2 separate regions of the Mus musculus genome follow, and region 1 is linked to region 2. A link is a loop called in an ENCODE intact Hi-C map of the cell type or tissue named here. Cell type or tissue: gastrocnemius. All regions are shown on one strand.

What was found. Hi-C counts contacts between places; a loop is a spot of excess contacts. Peaks named below come from ENCODE experiments on the same cell type or tissue, not always from the same donor. Only the 100,000 strongest peaks of a DNase experiment are listed, where the experiment ranks them.
Region 1: it touches region 2 in a loop (2.2-fold over the local background); 3 of 42 quality-filtered maps call a loop at or near these places.

Annotation. Positions count from the first base shown.
Region 1 is chr7:127,022,178-127,030,177 of GRCm38, forward strand. It overlaps Maz (MYC-associated zinc finger protein (purine-binding transcription factor)), which reads right to left and starts at 4,302. Exons shown (of 5, transcript NM_010772.1): 1 at 4,051-4,302; 2 at 3,127-3,977; 3 at 2,699-2,762; 4 at 2,267-2,438; 5 at 1-991. The coding sequence starts at 4,242. The coding sequence ends at 837. It overlaps Kif22 (kinesin family member 22), which reads right to left. Exons shown (of 14, transcript NM_145588.1): 10 at 7,158-7,323; 11 at 6,738-6,799; 12 at 5,893-6,105; 13 at 5,754-5,813; 14 at 5,554-5,663. The coding sequence ends at 5,616. In gastrocnemius, a CTCF peak has its summit at 3,193; DNase peaks (open chromatin) are centred at 943, 1,346, 3,207, 3,745 and 4 more places; H3K4me3 peaks cover 4,620 bases; H3K27ac peaks cover 4,237 bases.
Region 2 is chr7:126,751,436-126,759,435 of GRCm38, forward strand. No RefSeq gene overlaps it. Among named protein-coding and RNA genes, the nearest start is that of Mapk3, 4.2 kb to the right of the region's middle. In gastrocnemius, CTCF peaks have their summits at 3,585 (motif pointing right) and 7,983; a DNase peak (open chromatin) is centred at 3,629; H3K4me3 peaks cover 671 bases; H3K27ac peaks cover 1,311 bases.

The DNA of each region.
Region 1 (8,000 bases), 270 kb after region 2:
GAGGGGAGGGTGGGGAACATGCAAGGGACACAGGAACACGATGACATGGCCAGGGCCATAGCTTCTGTTATGGGAAAGAGGAAGAAAGACCAGGGCTGGAGCTGGGGTGGAAGAGGGAAGGGGGAGACACTGTGGCTGCATTCCCCCACCCCCAGGAAGCACCTCTTGTCCCTGGCTCCCCTCCTTTGCCCTGGCCCCCTAAGATTCCATCTCTCTTGTTCTGCCTCTGGCTCCAGTGGCTCCTTCTGATGCTCCCCTTGGCTTCTCCCTGGACAGACACTCCAGTAGGATGCTTGGGGTTTAACCACCCAACCTTACTCAAGTATCCCTCTGCCTTCCCCGCTTCTGCCCCTCCTCAATACCACCTTTTCTCTCCTCTGGGACAGAATCTTCTTTCCCCTCCTCTCTCCTCCCTACCCCTGGGAAAAAACAACAACAAAAAAGAAAGCACCAACTCCCCAGGAAGGGGCAGCAGACAGTAGGGGAGGGGACAGAAGGAGGAGAGCACAGGACCTTCTAGGAAAGGCTCACAAATCCCTGGGAGGCAAGGCAAGGGGTTAAAGGTGAGGGCAGTGGCTGCTGCTGTCCTCTGCCACCCCTGCTCATTGTCCAGGGGACTTCAACACAACTCAGGGGACAGGTGTTTGTAGGGTCAGCTCTGATAGGGAGAAGAAAGGAGCAGGAGAAACATTGTTAAAACCTAGTGAATTCCTTCTTCCTCCTCTCTGTCTGGAGGCTCCTTGGTTGATGAAGAGTCGTGAGGAGTTGGTGGGAAGAGGAGACTGTACCAAGAAGAGCTTTCCTCCACTCTCCCCTCTCCCCCATCAACTTGGAGCTCACCAAGGCTGGGAGGGAAGTGGCTGAGAGCTCACTGGTACCCCCTCTGCCCCAGAGAGGGAGCCCACAGCTGTGGGGGGGGCTGCCACCACTGCTGCTGCCGCCGCCGCCGCTGCTGCTGCCGCTGCCGCCATTGGACAAACCTCACCAGTACCTATAGGGAGAAACACCAAGGATCACAGCACAACCTAAATGGCAAGAAACATGTTCCATACCCCAGACTTTTCAACTATTTCCCTATTTCCCCTGGGACACAGCCGTTACTTCCTATCTGGTCCCCAGAGGCTTCGGCCTGCCTGCTTACCCAGACTGAGCATGTCCATACTGCCCTCTCTGGATCCCAAGGCTCCCTAATCTGAGTGACAGACTGGCATCCCTGGCCTTCCTGCGATCCCCTATTGGGCCCTTTGAGTTCCCTTGTCCCACACATCCCATGCTGCCCCCCCCAGCCATGTCCCACACCTTGCCTGGTGGGTGCAGGGGTCCCCCTCAGCAGGTAGGCTGTGGCTGGGGGGCATCTCCCGGGATAGGAGGGGCGGCCCCCCCCAGATGGGTCTGCATGTGGCCGGCCAGCTGGGCAGGGGTCTTGCAGTGCACGCTGCACAGCTTACACAGGATGCGGTCAGCCCGCGGGGCCTGGAGCCCATGGTCCTTCACCGCGTGGATGCGCAGGTATGCTGCTGTGGTGAAGCCTATTGGGGGGGGGGGTTGGGATGGGGGGTTGGGGTCAGCCTGGTGGAGACCCCAGAGACAGGGCTGTTCTCCTAGGCTGGGGACACCCTCCTCACATGGCACTGTCCTCCTCCCACATCCTTGGTAGGCTGGGGCCAACTACTCCAGAGAAGCATAGCCTTTCCCTACGCTTGCTGGGGACTGGTTTGTGTGGTGCCCTTACTTAGTCCTTAATCTCTACAGAGACCGTCCACGACACGGCTACCTAGCTTTTTAAAGGCTTGACTCTCAGTGGAGACGGCTGTGTCCCCCCCCTCTCCAGTGCCCCCGTCTCAGCTCCTTTAGTCACCAACCACAGTGAAACAGCTTTCTGCTACTGGGTAGGGTGCATGCTCGTCACACCCCTGCTGATGTACTCCACCTGCCCCAGGAGCTGGAGACAAGAGCTTGTGGCTGCTAAGTTGAAACCCTTGGGACTGGCTTTTTGGCTATTCCTTTCTCAAAGTAACCACGTCCCACTTCATTCTCCCAAGCACACCCATGAGGTTGAATTTCTGGTAGACGGTCTCCTGTGAACCATGGCACATAATTTAGTGGTGGTGTTTCCAATGCTGTTGTACTTGCCCCTTAAAGAGTTCTCTCTACTCGCCACAAGCTCTTAGCTGCAGCACCCTTGACCCACATCGGTGAAAAAAAACCCAACAGCTCTGTGCCCCCCTTTTTAGTCCCTGCCCTCCTGGCACCCCTTAGCATGTACCTTTGTTGCAGAGCTCACAGACATGGTGAGGGCCCTGGCTGTGCACCTTCATGTGGTCGGAAATATAAGCCGAGCTCAGCATCTTGCCACAGACATGACATGGCACCTTCTCCTCGTGTCGGACTGTGTGCGCTCGGAGGCGATCCTTCGTAGCAAAAGCTGCCTCACATTTCTGGGGGAGGGTGTGGGGTCACAGGAGAGTTAAAGCTTCGGGGAGTAGAGAGAAGGGAGCAAGATAAGGGGATCAGAGTCTCGGGGGTCTTTGATCTGTAGGAAATGGGCGTGAGATGACCAGGCCTTGAAGGAGAAATGTGAAAATGGAGTGAAGAGGCAAAAAGAGAGAGAAAAAGGGGGTCTGAGAGGCTGAACCCACACAGCTACAATGAGGATCAAAATCATGAAAACCAGGACAGGAGGAAGCTGGCTTCCTACCTCACATTTGAAGGGCCGCTCTGTTGAGTGCACTTGTCTGACGTGACTGTTGAGGTGATCCGGCCTAGGGATATGTTGAGGTGGGAGGGGGTGTGTGTTAGGGCTTAGGCTCCAAGGTAAGGTGTGCCTCAAATCTACCTAGGTTCCTCCAAAATGCCTCTGCAAAGGTCCCAGCGTTTCCCCCTCAGCTTCAGTCCTCAGGCAGGAAAGCCCTCAAACCAAGATTCCTCTTCTGCCCAGAGGCTGCTTTCCTTCAGCCCAGAGACCCACCTCTTCTAAAGTACCACCCCCTGTTCCTAGCAACTTCCCTCCTCCCTGGGAGTGGTTCCTGTCCCCAGGAACGGGAGCCGCCTCCCCACCAGCCAAAGACAGGCCACCTTGTTGCCCTCCCCCCCACCGGCCTAGTGGGCAGCGAGGCCCCTGCACACCGGGAGAAGCTCTTGCCACAGTGGGAGCAGTTGTAGGGCTTGTGCACAGCGCCGTCATGTGAGCGCACGTGGTAACTCATGCGGTCCTTGCGCTTGAAGCGCTGCTGGCACACAGGGCACTGGTAGGGCTTCTCGTCCGAATGCGACAGCTTATGTCGGTTCAGGTGGTAGACGTCGCGGAAGGCCTTGCCGCACATCTCGCAGGCGTGATTCTTCCGGATGCGCTTCCCAGAGGCAGTCGTGGTCACAACGCCACCGGCCGCCACCGCGGCTGTGCCGCCGCCAGCCCCGGCTTCTCCCCCACCCCCGCTGGCCCCGCTCAGCTGGGGGACACTCAAGAGGCTCAGGGGCACCATGGTGGGCATCTTCATAGCACCCGAAGGGACCCGGCCAGCCTTGGCTCCCGTGTGGATGGCTTCGTGCCTTCGGAGGTTGTAGCCGTTCTTGAACTCCTTGGCGCACAGGGCGCAAATGTAGGGCCCCTTGCTCTTTGTCTTCTTCTCCAAGACAGATGCAACTGGGGCCACGGCGACCGTCGAGGTTGGGGCGACGACAGCGGTGGCAGCCGCTGCTGCGATAGTGGCGGCCGCGGCGGGGGGCGCGGCCTCGGCGGCTGGTGCGGAGACGGCAGGGGGTGGCGGAGGAGGCGCCGGAGGCTGCTTCAGGGCCGCTGTGTCCACTGTGGAGGCGGCGGCAGGGGCCGGGGGTGCAGTAACCACTGCAGCGGCAGCCGCCGCAGCAGCCGCCGCCGCCGCGGCTGATTCCTGCGCGGCGGCGAGAACCGGGAGCAAGTCCACTTGGAGGGGCTCGGCCGCCGGGGCCTGGGGCGTGGGTGGGGGCGCCGGCGCGGCCTGCGGAGACAAGGCGCCGTGTGGGCCGCGGTCGCTGGTCGGCGCCTGCCCGCCCGGCCCGGCCCCTACTCACCTGGAATGGACTCTGGGCGCAGCCCTGGGAGGCAAAGAAGCGGGACTGGAGCTCAGCCCCGACCTGCAGGGGGTTCTGGGCGTGACCCTGAGGTGGCGGGAAGGAGTTCATGAGGCCGCCCACCCCCCGGGAGTCCAGGCCCAGCACGGGGAAGGGGGGGGCCAGCAGCGTGCAAGGGAACACGGGGAACATGGCCTCGGCCACAGTGGGGGCCCCCGGAGCTCAGCGGGAGCCGGGGGCACGGGCCGCGCGGGGCCCGGGCTCGGGGCGCCGCCCCCGGCCGGCCGGGTTGGGCCGAGCCGAACGCATGGCCCGAGGGCCGCCCCGCCGCCCGCGCACCCCGGCCGGCGGGAGGGAGGGAAGGAGGGCGTCTTGTGGGGCGCGGAGCGCGGCGGCGGCGGCGACGCCCCCTGGGTGGGGGCGAGAGGCCCCGCGGGGCCGAGGGCCGGGGCCGGGGGCGGGGGGCCCGGGCGGCGGCGGCGGCGGTGGTGGCGGCGGTTGGAGCCTGGCGGGGCGGGGTGGGGGGAGCGAGGGAGCAGCTTCGGCCCCCGCCGCGCGCGCGCGCCCAGCCGGCGCCTCGGGGAGGGCGGGGGAGGGCGCGAGGGAGGGAGGGGGACAGCTGCGCGCGCACCGGGCGCGCGGAGGGGGTGTGGGACAGGAGGGAGGGCGGGCAGGAGGGGGTGTGGGAGGGGGGGCAGGGGCGGGGGGGGCGGGGGTTGTTACCTGGAAGATGAAGCTGCTCCAGTTGCTGGGATCCATGGCGGAGGGAGGAGGGAGGTGGCTCGCGCTCACCCTGGGGCGGGAGGAGGCAGCTGTGGGGGAGGGGGACCCAAGGAGGAGGCGCGCAAGGAGGGAGGGGGGAGGAGGGTGGGGGAGCGGCGCACACTGCGCGCCGGAGGGCGGGCGGGGGGCGCGAGGACACACAAGAGGCTGGAGCGGGCGCGAGCGCGAGTGCGCGCGGGGCCAGCGGGAGGGGGAGGGACAGGAGGGACTCTAGAGGGCGGAGGGACTGGGGAGCCACCCAGCAGCCCCGGTCGCCCCGAGCGCGAGACCCCCAAGACGGTTGCTGATTGGCTGGCGATGGTGCAGGTGGTGGGCGCGCGGGAGACTAGGCGGCTTCTCTTCCCCCACTTGAACGATTCCACCCCCCACTTCCCTCCGCCAGCGGCCGTTATTTCGCGCGCACGCGCACATAACAGGGACGTCGTTGCTGAGCGGGAGAGTGGGGAGCGCGCCGAGGGAGTTACAGCGGGGCGGGGCTAGCTTGGAGCGCGTGCCCGCTTAACGGTCGGTCGCTGTGCTTAAGCTTTCGCGTCAGCTTTTTGATTCTTCTAGGCCACCGTCCCCTCCCCATTCCAGTGGTTTATTTACAATCTTGGCCTAGTTTGGGGGTTTCCCAAAGATGGCGCCTACATGGGTGTCCTGCAGAGCTTGATCCTGACCCCCAGGGTAGTTATGGACTCTGACCCCAGCCCTGTCATCCTCAAAAACCAGGCTCAACCATGGAATAAAAACTGTATTTACACAACACGTCACTATACAAGGATTTTTAAAAGAAGGTAGTGTCAAGAGGGACCGCTGTGCTGGCTGGCGGCCAAGCTCAAGAGATTCGCCTGTAAAGAAGAGGAACGTGCGTTAGCATAGCAGCCTAAGGTGGGCTGCGGTGGGGGAACACCATGCAGAAAGGGCAAAGGTGGCCTTACCTTCAGGAAAGACTCCACCTGCTTCCCAGAGATGCCTTCCACCTGTTCCAAGTCCTCCACCTAGTGGGACAGCAACACTAGGAAGGGAGTGGACACAGCACGGGGACCCCCCCACTGCACCTGTCCCCAGGGTTGTTACCTCACTGAAGGGGCCGTGGAGCTCCCTCCAGCCCACGATGAGCTGGGCTTTCTTCTGGCCAATGCGCTGCAGGCTGCGCAGTTCCCGAGCTGAGCCTTCATTCAGCAGATCCAATAATTTTTTGCGCCCATGTGCCAGTAACTCTGGGCTAATCTGTACCTCCCAGTAGTCCTCATCCTTTTCCACAGCTTCTGACTCAGGGGATGGCTCCAGCTATGAGGTAACAGAAATGCCAGTAAAGGCAGTGGGTGACTGCCATGACGAGGCACAGTCCATCTCTCTGCGGCCTCTCCCCTCTGGTCACTAATTTTGTTGTGCTTCTTTAATTGCTAGCTCCTTTCTCAGTTGCTGTGAAGAGTCAGTGAGTGACTGAGCGCACACATCAATCCTGATTAGGAAGAAGTGTAATTCAGTGGTAGAGCGCTTGCCTTCCATGCTTGAGGGCTGGGGTTCAATTTCCAGTACAGGGGGGAAAAGGGAAACCAAACAAAAAACCCATGCGGGGGAAACTGCATCATGCCATTACAATGGGGACAGTTCTACTAATGTTTTGTGTGGAGAAAATTATATTTTTCATTTTATGTGAGAGATTCTTAAATACTTGTCCATTTCCTAAATAGGCTCTACAGTTCTTAGAGGGCAGGGGCCACATTAGATCCAGTCAGCAGCCAATCCAAACACAAGGGGCATCAGGGGCATCAAGAAGAAAAGAAACAGTGGTAGATATTTTCTATGAGACACATCCATACCTCACTCCCCCACCACACCCCCTCAAAAAAGCTCTATAAGGCATCTTTAAGGCATTATGCAAAAGGCTCCCAGCTGGAAAATGGGGTGGGACTCACCTTCCTTTTGGGGCCTTTCTTCAGGAGCTGGATTTGGTTTGAGGACTCTCGCTGCTTCTGAACTGAAAGGAATTTGGAACTGGTCAAAGACACAGGCCACCTCCTGCCCTCCCTCCCCTCCTAGTAACCATTTGCTTCTCCCATTTCTATTTCCCTAGCTCCTTCCTTTCAACATGACTTTTTTTTTTTGAGGCAGGGTCTCATTCTATAAGGCTAACCTAGAACTCATAGTAACCCTCCTGCCTCACCCTCCTGAGTGGCACCATAGCCAGTCAGTACCCCACTGTCTACAATACTAGAGGACAAGCATCTAGGGCTTCTTCAGACCCAGTGGGAGGATGAGTGACATGATAACAGCATCTTTCCGTCTCTTCCTTTCTGAAATAGCTGCTTCTTCCTGGAACCTGGAACTAAACTTACTCCGTTGCAGGGGCATCACTACAGCCTTTTTCAGGGGCTTTGCCACTGTGCCACTATAAGAGGCAGGCGGCTGGAGAATTGTGGGAGTGTTCTCTTTTTCCCTTGGATCCGGTGCCTCCTGGGCCAACACCTTGGCTTCCAGTTCTTTTTGCTTCATCTTAAGCCTCTGTCGGAAAGAATCATGGGAGATGTGATTTAGCTCCAGCCCCAAAGCAGTGGATTAGGAAGGTTAGCAGATAGAGTTCTGAGGTCCAAGAGGAGAGACAGAATTCAAAATAACTAAGGGAGGTCTACATCAGAGGGCTACCTAAAGACAGAATGAGTCCTTTTAAGCAAGGTATTCAACGTGAGGAGGCTTTGTTTTTTGGTTTGTGGGGTTTTTTGTTTTTGTTTGTTTTTTGGCTTTTCAAGGCAAGTGGTGAAACTCAAACTCAGAGATCTACCTATCTGCCTTCAGAGTGCTCGAATTAAAGGTCTGCAACACCACCTCATGTTTTAAAGATTTTTTTTTTTTGATTATACAGTGTTATACCTGCATAGGCACCAGATCTCACTGCAGACGGTTCTGAACCGCCATCATGCCGTTGCTGGGGCCTGTACTCAGGACCTCTGTAAGGAAAACCAGCATTCTTAACCTCTGAGCAATCTCTCCAGCCTTAGATTTTTTTTTCTTTTACTTTTTTATTTTTTTAAGATAAGGTCTCACTATGTAGCCACAGCTGGCCTAGAACTTACTATGTAGATTGGGCCAAACGAATTCACAAAAAGAGCTGCCTGCCTACTTAGGCAGGTTATATATTTTTACTTATATGTGTGGGTGTTTGGCCTGCATGGATGTCTGTG
Region 2 (8,000 bases):
CCACAAGAGCAGCAGCGAAGAGAAGGCCACCTTGAAAGACAGTGTTAATTTATAGGGTTTTTATTCCCTACCCTTGAAATATTTTAAAAGCAGTTATACTGAGCACCTCGGCTCATACCAGCATTTCAAGTACTTAGGAAGCCGAAGCTGAAGGACCTCTGAGACACAGAGCTAGACTCAGTCTCAAAACAACAACTATAACCCAAAATGCCAATCTCTCAAGGATGTAAAAGATGCAGTCACCGCAACCAAACACAGAGCAGCAACATCTGTGAGGTTTGATCTGACAGAGCCGAGAGAGGAAAGAGACGATTCAATAGCAACAGTGAGAGACTTCGATGCTGCAAAGGAACAAAGGACTTGAACACTGTGCACAAGTCAAACCTAAAGGTCACCATGAGGACGCCCTGCCCAGCGACAGCAGATGTGCACAGTACCACAGAGATGTCCTCCAGGACAGACCATATGCCAGGCTACAGAGCCACCCTCCACGAGTTTTAAAGGACTCAAGTCGTACGGAGAATGTTTCTCAATCACAAGAGCTCAAAATAACAACAAAAGAAATTAAGGGAATTCAAAAATATGTGGAAACTAGGCAACACTATTCGAGAACTAAAAAAAAACAAACAAAAGGAAAATCACATTGAGGAAGTAGAAAACACATTGGGATAAGTGAAGATGAATTTACAACCTACCAAAGCCCACGGGCTGCAGGGCCAAGCAGACAGCACACAGCTGGAGTTCTGGCAAGTGGAGGCCAGCCAGAGCCACATTACAAAGGTAACACTAGCTTCACACAGCTATTATAACATGAGTAAGATGGGGCATCATTTTCCTCTCTGATTAGCCATGACCTACCTTGCACAGTGTGGGGGTCTGAATGAGAACGGCCTCCACAGGCTCATCTCTTGGAATATTTGCTTCCCAGTGAACTGTTTAGGAAGGATGAGGAGGAGTGGCTGTGTAGAAGGCAAGCTAAGGAGAGTGGGCTTTGAGATTTCAAAAGCCTATACCAGGTCCAGTTTCTCTCTACCTACAGATCAGGGTAGCTCTCTCAGCTCCTTCTCCAGCACCATGCCTGCATGCTACCATGTTTTCTGCCAGGATGATAATGAACTAACTCTTTGAAACTGTAAGCCAGCCCCTAGTGAAATGTTTTCTTTTTATAAGGGTTGCCTTGGTCAAGGTGCCTCTTTACAGCAATAAAACAGTAACTAATACACTCAATAAGTGTGTGTGTGTGTGTGTGTTTTGAGATAGAATTTTGTTCTATAGCTAAGATAGGCCTGGAACTTACTATGTAACCCAGGCTGGTCCTAGCTTCTCCATCCTCTTGCCTTAGCCCCTAGGGACCAGGTGCACCACGTGCTTGGAAATCAATACTTGCTGAAACCGTAGCTGGCTGTTTCTGCAGCTCACAGGAAGTGAAGTTAAAGACACAGACAAGAAGAGATTTTGAAAGAAGTTCAGGAACTTAAGGTTACCACTAGTTATGTAATAAGTTCAAGGCCATCCAGGGCTACACAAGACTTAGTCTCAAAAACAAACGAATGAACAAACAAACCAAAAAAGGGCTGAAGAGATGGCTCAGTGGTTAAGAGCACTGATAGCTTTTCCAAAGGTCCTGAGTTCAATTCCCAGCAACCACATGGTGGCTCACAACTATCTGTAATGGGATCTGATGCCCTCTTCTGGTGTGTCTGAAGACAGTATACTCAAACAAACAAACAAAGAGTCTTGCAGCCTCCACATTCGTAACCATCACAGTGCATCACCCTCCAGCAAGCCTATGACAGACTGTGGTGAGCTTCTTGGAAGAACACACCATATGTGAGGCACACAGGTAGCTCAGGGTGGAGATCTGGGGGAGGTATTTATAGAAGTGAAGAAAGTATTGGGCCAGCCAGGCAATGGTCACATAGGCCTTTAATCTCAGCACTCAGGAGGCAGAGGCAGGCAAGCCTCTGAGTTTCCAGCCAGCCTTTAAAATTCCAACATGGCCAGAGGTACACAGGAAAAAAAAACCTTGCCTTGAAAAAACAAAAAGAAGCCAGGCAGTGGTGATGCACGCCTTTAATCCCAGCACTCGGGAGGCAGAGGCAGGAGGATTTCTGAGTTCGAAGCCAGCCTGGTCTACAAAGTGAGTTCCAGGACAGCCAGATCTATTCAGAGAAACCCTGTCTCGAAAAACCAAAAATAAATACATAAATAAATAAATAAATAGATAAATAAATAAAATAAGAAGGGCGGGTATGGTGGTGTAGGCCTTTAATTTCATTACTCAGGAGGCAGAGGCAGGCAGGAGGCCAGCCTGGTCTATAGAAAGAGTTCCAGGGCAGCCAGGGCTACACAGAGAAACCCTGTCTTGAACCCACCCCCCCACCCCCCAAATAAGAGACCTGAATTTAAACCCAGCACTCATGTCAGGTGGCTCACAACTCCGGGTGACTTCGGCTTCAGGGCATCCAACGCCCTCTTCTGGCCCCCCAGGCACCTGCGCACAGGTGGCATTTACTCACACAGACACACACGCTGCACAACTATGCATAAGTAATATAATATTGGTGGTGCTGGAGAGATGGCTTAGTCACTAAGAGCACTGGCTGCTTTTGCAGAGGGCCTGGGTTTTGTTCCCAGCATCACATGGTTGCTTACAACCACACATAACTCCAGTCCTGGAGGTCCAGTGCTTTCCTCTGACCTTCGCAGGCACCAGGCAGGCACATGGAGTACATATATACATAGAGGCAAAACACTCCTCTGTCTTGGTTACTTTACTATTGCTATGATAGACCTAATTGACCAAGGCAACTTATAAAAGTAAGCTTTTTATAAGCCCCAATTTAGGGCTTACAGTTTCAGAGGGTTAGAGTTCATAGCCATAATGACAGTGAGTACGGCAGCAATCAGGAAGGCATGATTCTGGAACAATATTGAGAGCTCACATCTTACGACACAACCAGGAGGGGGGGGGGAGAAGAAGGGGGGAGGGGAGAAGGAAAGGAAGAGGAGGAGGGGAGAGGGAGAGGCACTCAGAATGCAGCAAGTCTTTTGAAAACCTCAAAGCCCACCCGCAGTGACATACCTCCTTCACCAAGGACTCACCTCCTCATTCTCTCAAACAGTCCTACCAACTGGTGGTCAGTTACTAAAATCCATGCATCTATGGGGACCATTTCCTTTCAGATCACCGCTCTTACCCATGAGCTGCTGGAGAACACAGTTCCCAGGTCCTTTCGTTCTCTGAACTTCAATGTCTGCTTTTCCCCAGCTAAACGTGAACGTCATTTCCTTCATTTGGCTGGTGCGAGGATCGCAGGGGATGGTATACATGAAGGTGACAGGTGGAGAATAGATGATCAGTCTACCTTAATTAATACCTTAAAGAGACGAGGTCACTTTATGTAGTCTTGGAACTCGCTATGTAGATCAAGCTGTCCCAGAACTCACAGAGAACTGCCTGCCTTTGCCTCTCAAGTGCTGAGATTAAAGGCGACCGCCCACTACTTTAGTTAAATGTTGGTCTGTAAAGGAGTCTGAGAAATCCCAAAATCCCAGCCCGATCCTTAAAGGAAATTCCAATCTCAGCCACTAGGGGGAGAGCGCAGTCGCGCTTCCTTACCCAGAGGCCTGAGGGTGGTGGCATGCCCCGCCCATCTCTCCAGCCTTTCCTTTGCACAGGAAAACTCTGCTCAAGAAACCCCACTTAAACAGAACCCCACGCCACTTTCTGAGTCACTATATCCTCCTGCAGTAGCAATGTGATCTGGCAAGAGTCGCTCTAGGGCTTTCACTACTTCCTGAGGAGCATCCAAAGTCCAAAGTCTGCCTAAAGCTAAGACCTTCATCAGTCTGGGCTGCCTCTAGAGCTATCCTGGCCCTCCTGTAGATCCTTTTCTGCAGCTGCCAGACAAGATAGGCTCCTGCCTCTATCCCTTAGCATATGTTGTTCCCTTTCCTCGACGTCCTCTCTCCATTTCCAGCTTCTGCAACCTCACTTATGTTTCAGTGACTGAAGGCTACCTCCTCAGCCATGGGGTGATGACCCACACCTTTAATCTCAGCACTTCCAAGGCGTGAGTTTGAAGCCATCGTGGTCTACAGAGTGAGTCCAGGACAGCCAGGGCTACATAGAGAAACTCTGCCTCTAAAAACAAAAATAAATACATAAAATAATGAAATAAAAGGCCACCTCCCCAATTCTCCTGAAAGTGACCTTGCCCCCCTCCAGCTTTTGGGGGTTTACCTTTGATATATTTTCTCTTTATATGACCCAACTTGGTCTTGAACCTGCCTCAGTCTCCTAAGTATTTGTGTTTATAGGCATTTGCCATCACAGCTCCTATCATGAGGTTTTAATCCAGCCAGTCTGACTGCAGCAAGTTCCAGGTCTTCAGTAAGAGCCTGTATTATACAGCAATCTTCCATTAGCCGAGCCCAGAATGTTGCTCAAAGTGCCATATAATTAAGCCTATCAAAGCAATTACCAAAGAAGTCATCGATCTAATCGGTACCTCTTAAACTTTAGTGACGTGGGAGCTCTGGGGAATCCGCAGCTCAGCCTCATTGACCTGAGCTACATACAGTGCTTGGCTCTCTGAACACTCACGATTGGTTCTATTGTCTCTTGATCTGTAACTTGTACAAGCACTTTTTCCCAATACCCTGGAGAGAAACAAGCCTAGGCTCTGTGTGTTTGTGAGGCTCCTGGATCACTCAGTTCTGGAAAATGAGGTGGGATGGCAGCACCAGAGTGTGGCTTCCATGTGAGCCGTCTATGGTTCCAAGACAGTGTGGCATCTGCAAAAGTCTCTGTGTGAAAAGTACTTGAGTCAAGTAGTGGCCCCTTCTTGACTCAAGTCAGCTAACTTAACTCTCAGACTCCCCATATGTTAGATGATTGATTCATTTAAAAGTGTCAGGCTGGGAGAGACGGCTCAGCAGACCCAGAGGGTCTGAGTTGCCAGCACCCGTATCAGGCGGCTCACAACCAACTGTGTGTAACTGTATGTATCACACAATTCTGAAAAACCCACAGTGGGCTATACCCTTCCTCATCACTCACTAATTAAGAAAGTGCCCTACAGCTTGTTTTTTTGAGACAGGGTTTCTCAGTATAGAAACCTGGCTGTCCTGGAACTCACTCTGTATACCAGGCTGGCCTCGAACTCAGAAATCCGCCTGCCTCTGCCTCCCAAGTGCTGGGATTAAAGACATGCGCCACCACTACCTGGCCTTACAGTCATATCTTGTGGAGGCATTTTCTCAACTGAGGTTCCCTCCTCTCCAGTGGCTCTAGCTTGTGTGCCTGCACAGGTGGAGAGCCAAGTGGTTCATTGATTGCTCGGGGGCCAGGGCAGGTCCAAATCCTGTGGGTGCTGCTGGCTACTGAGATGCCTGGTTCTGGGTTCTCCGACTTTCCAAATCTGATGACGCCACCATCACAACTCTAGCCTTGCTAAGCATACAGACCCCACCATACCCTCAGGGCCAAACCTTGTCAGTTTATGGGGGCTGGAGAAATGGCACAGTGGTTAAGAGCACTACCTTCTCTTCCAAAGGTCCTGAGTTCAAATCCCAGCAACCACATGGTGACTTACAACCATCCATAATGAGATCTGACACTCTCTTCTGGAGTGTCTGAAGACAGCTACAGTGTACTTACATAGGAAAAAAAAATAAATCTTAAAAAAAAAAAAAAAAGCCAGGCGGTGGTGGCGCACACCTTTAATCCCAGCACTCCAGAGGCAGAGACAGGCAGATTTCTGAGTTCGAGGCCAGCCTGGTCTACAGAGTGAGTTCCAGGACAACCAGGGCTATACAGAGAAACCCTGTCTCAAAAAAAACAAAACAAAACAAAACAAAACAAAACAAAACAAAACAAAACAAAAAAACAACAAAAAACCCCTGTCGGTTTGAATTTCAGACTTAAGTGAGTATGATGTTACAGGTCTGTAATCACAGCACCTTCACACATACGCACTTACAACACAGACACACAAACATTAAATAACAGAACACATTTTAAACATGCTTAACATTGGTCTGCCAGGCACTGGAGGTACAATAATGAACATGATATGATCCCTAGCCATCCATCTGCAGGGACCAGACGGAACCTAGAAGCAAAGGAGTGATTTTTATTTTATTTATGCACTTAGAGACAGGATCCTGGGGCCGGATAGATGGCTCAGTGACTAAGAGGCTGTTCTTCCAGAGACCCTGAGTTCAGTTCCCAGCAACTACATTCTGACTTACAGTCATCTATGATGGCATCCAATGCCCTCTTCCGATGACAGAGCAGTCATATACATAAAATACATAAACAAGCCTTTAGAGACAGGAGCTCACTGTACAGCCCAGGCTATCCTCAAACTGACAGTCATCCTACCTTGGTCTTCCAAGTGATCACAGGGTTCTGGTTGTTTTTGTCAAATCTAATTATTTTATTAAGTAAATAATGTGTAGAGGTACCTGAGTGCAGCATGTGTATGCAGGAGCCCTCGAAGGTCAGAAGAAGATGCTGAATGCCCTGGAGCTACATGCTTGTGAGCTGCCACGTGGATGCTGGGAACTGAACCTAGAGTCTCTGCTGAAGCAGTAAGTGCTCTTATCCCTGAGCCATCTTTCCAGATTGTCAAATCCAAACTTAAAAATGACATCCTTAGTGCTGGAGAGATGTGTTAACCTTGAAGAACACATACCGCTCTTCCAGAGGACCCAAGTTTGATTCCTGGCACCTATATCAGGTGGCTCACAACCTCTTAGAACTCTAGTTGCAGAAGGTCTGATTCCTCCGGCCTTGGTGGGCACCTGCACTCATGTGCACATACCTGTAGGCAGACATGCACGTAATTTTTAAATTCTATTTTATTTATTTTGTGTGTGAATATGTGTCTGTCCACATTCATGCTATAGCATGCTTGTGTTGGTTGGAGGAAAACCTGCAGGAGCTAATTCTCTACTTCCATTGTGAAGGTCCCAGAGATCCAACTCAGATCTTTGGGCTTGCTTGGCAAGCATCTTTACCTACCCAACCATCTTACCAGCCCAGCGTGGGGGGAGGGGGGGACAGAAAGACAGAGACAGACAGAGACAGAGAAAAGGTGACAGTGAATTTAAATTGATTTAGTTACCTTTGTCCACAGCTACCACCCTTTCCCTCCTTCTCCCGTGAAGTGAGCTGGGTTGCACGTCCTCTGGGCAATCAGGCAGAGGATTTGTACGACACTGGGGCCTCAGCACACACCTGAGCCCCCCTGCAGGCCTGTGTCTTCACACTGGAGTCAGGACCGACTTCACAGCTTCACAGTGCTGCCTGCCGTCCACCACCCTCCAGATTGCTTCCTCATTATAAAACGTAAGATATACTCCCTCAGCAACTCAGGGTGGCCCACTCCTACCAAGTCTGACAGCCTGAATTGGACACCTGGGACCCACATGGTGGAAGGAATCAGATGTCCTCTGACCTCCACACAGGCTCTGTGACATACTTACGCTCCAACACACAAAATTAATAAATGTGGCAAATAAACGAATAAGAAATTATGGAAGCTGGGCATGGTGATACATACAGCTTCTAACTAATCCTAGCACTGGCGAGTTAGTATGTTGAGGCCAGCCTGGTTACCTAGTCTACATAGTGAGTTCTGGAACAGCCAGTTCCATGTCAAGAGACCCTCTTAAAAAAGAAAGAGAGAGAGAAAAGAAAGGATGGAGATGTGGCTCAGTGGTAGGATGCTTGCCTAGTAGCATCCTGAATCTGTATGATGGCTCAGGCCTAAAGGCAGGAGGATGTGTTCAAGGCCAACCTCCACCACATAGAGAGCCTTTGGGGCTAGCCTGGATTACCACTATCTGTTTAAATGAAACAAAGATGTGAGGCAGGTCTTCAAAGGTTAACTGTAAGCCGGGTGGGTTCCCTTAGCATTACTGAGGGCCACTGGCCCCTGGGGCTGCAGAACTCTCTTGGCAGACTAAAGTACCCTAGTGGCCAAGGC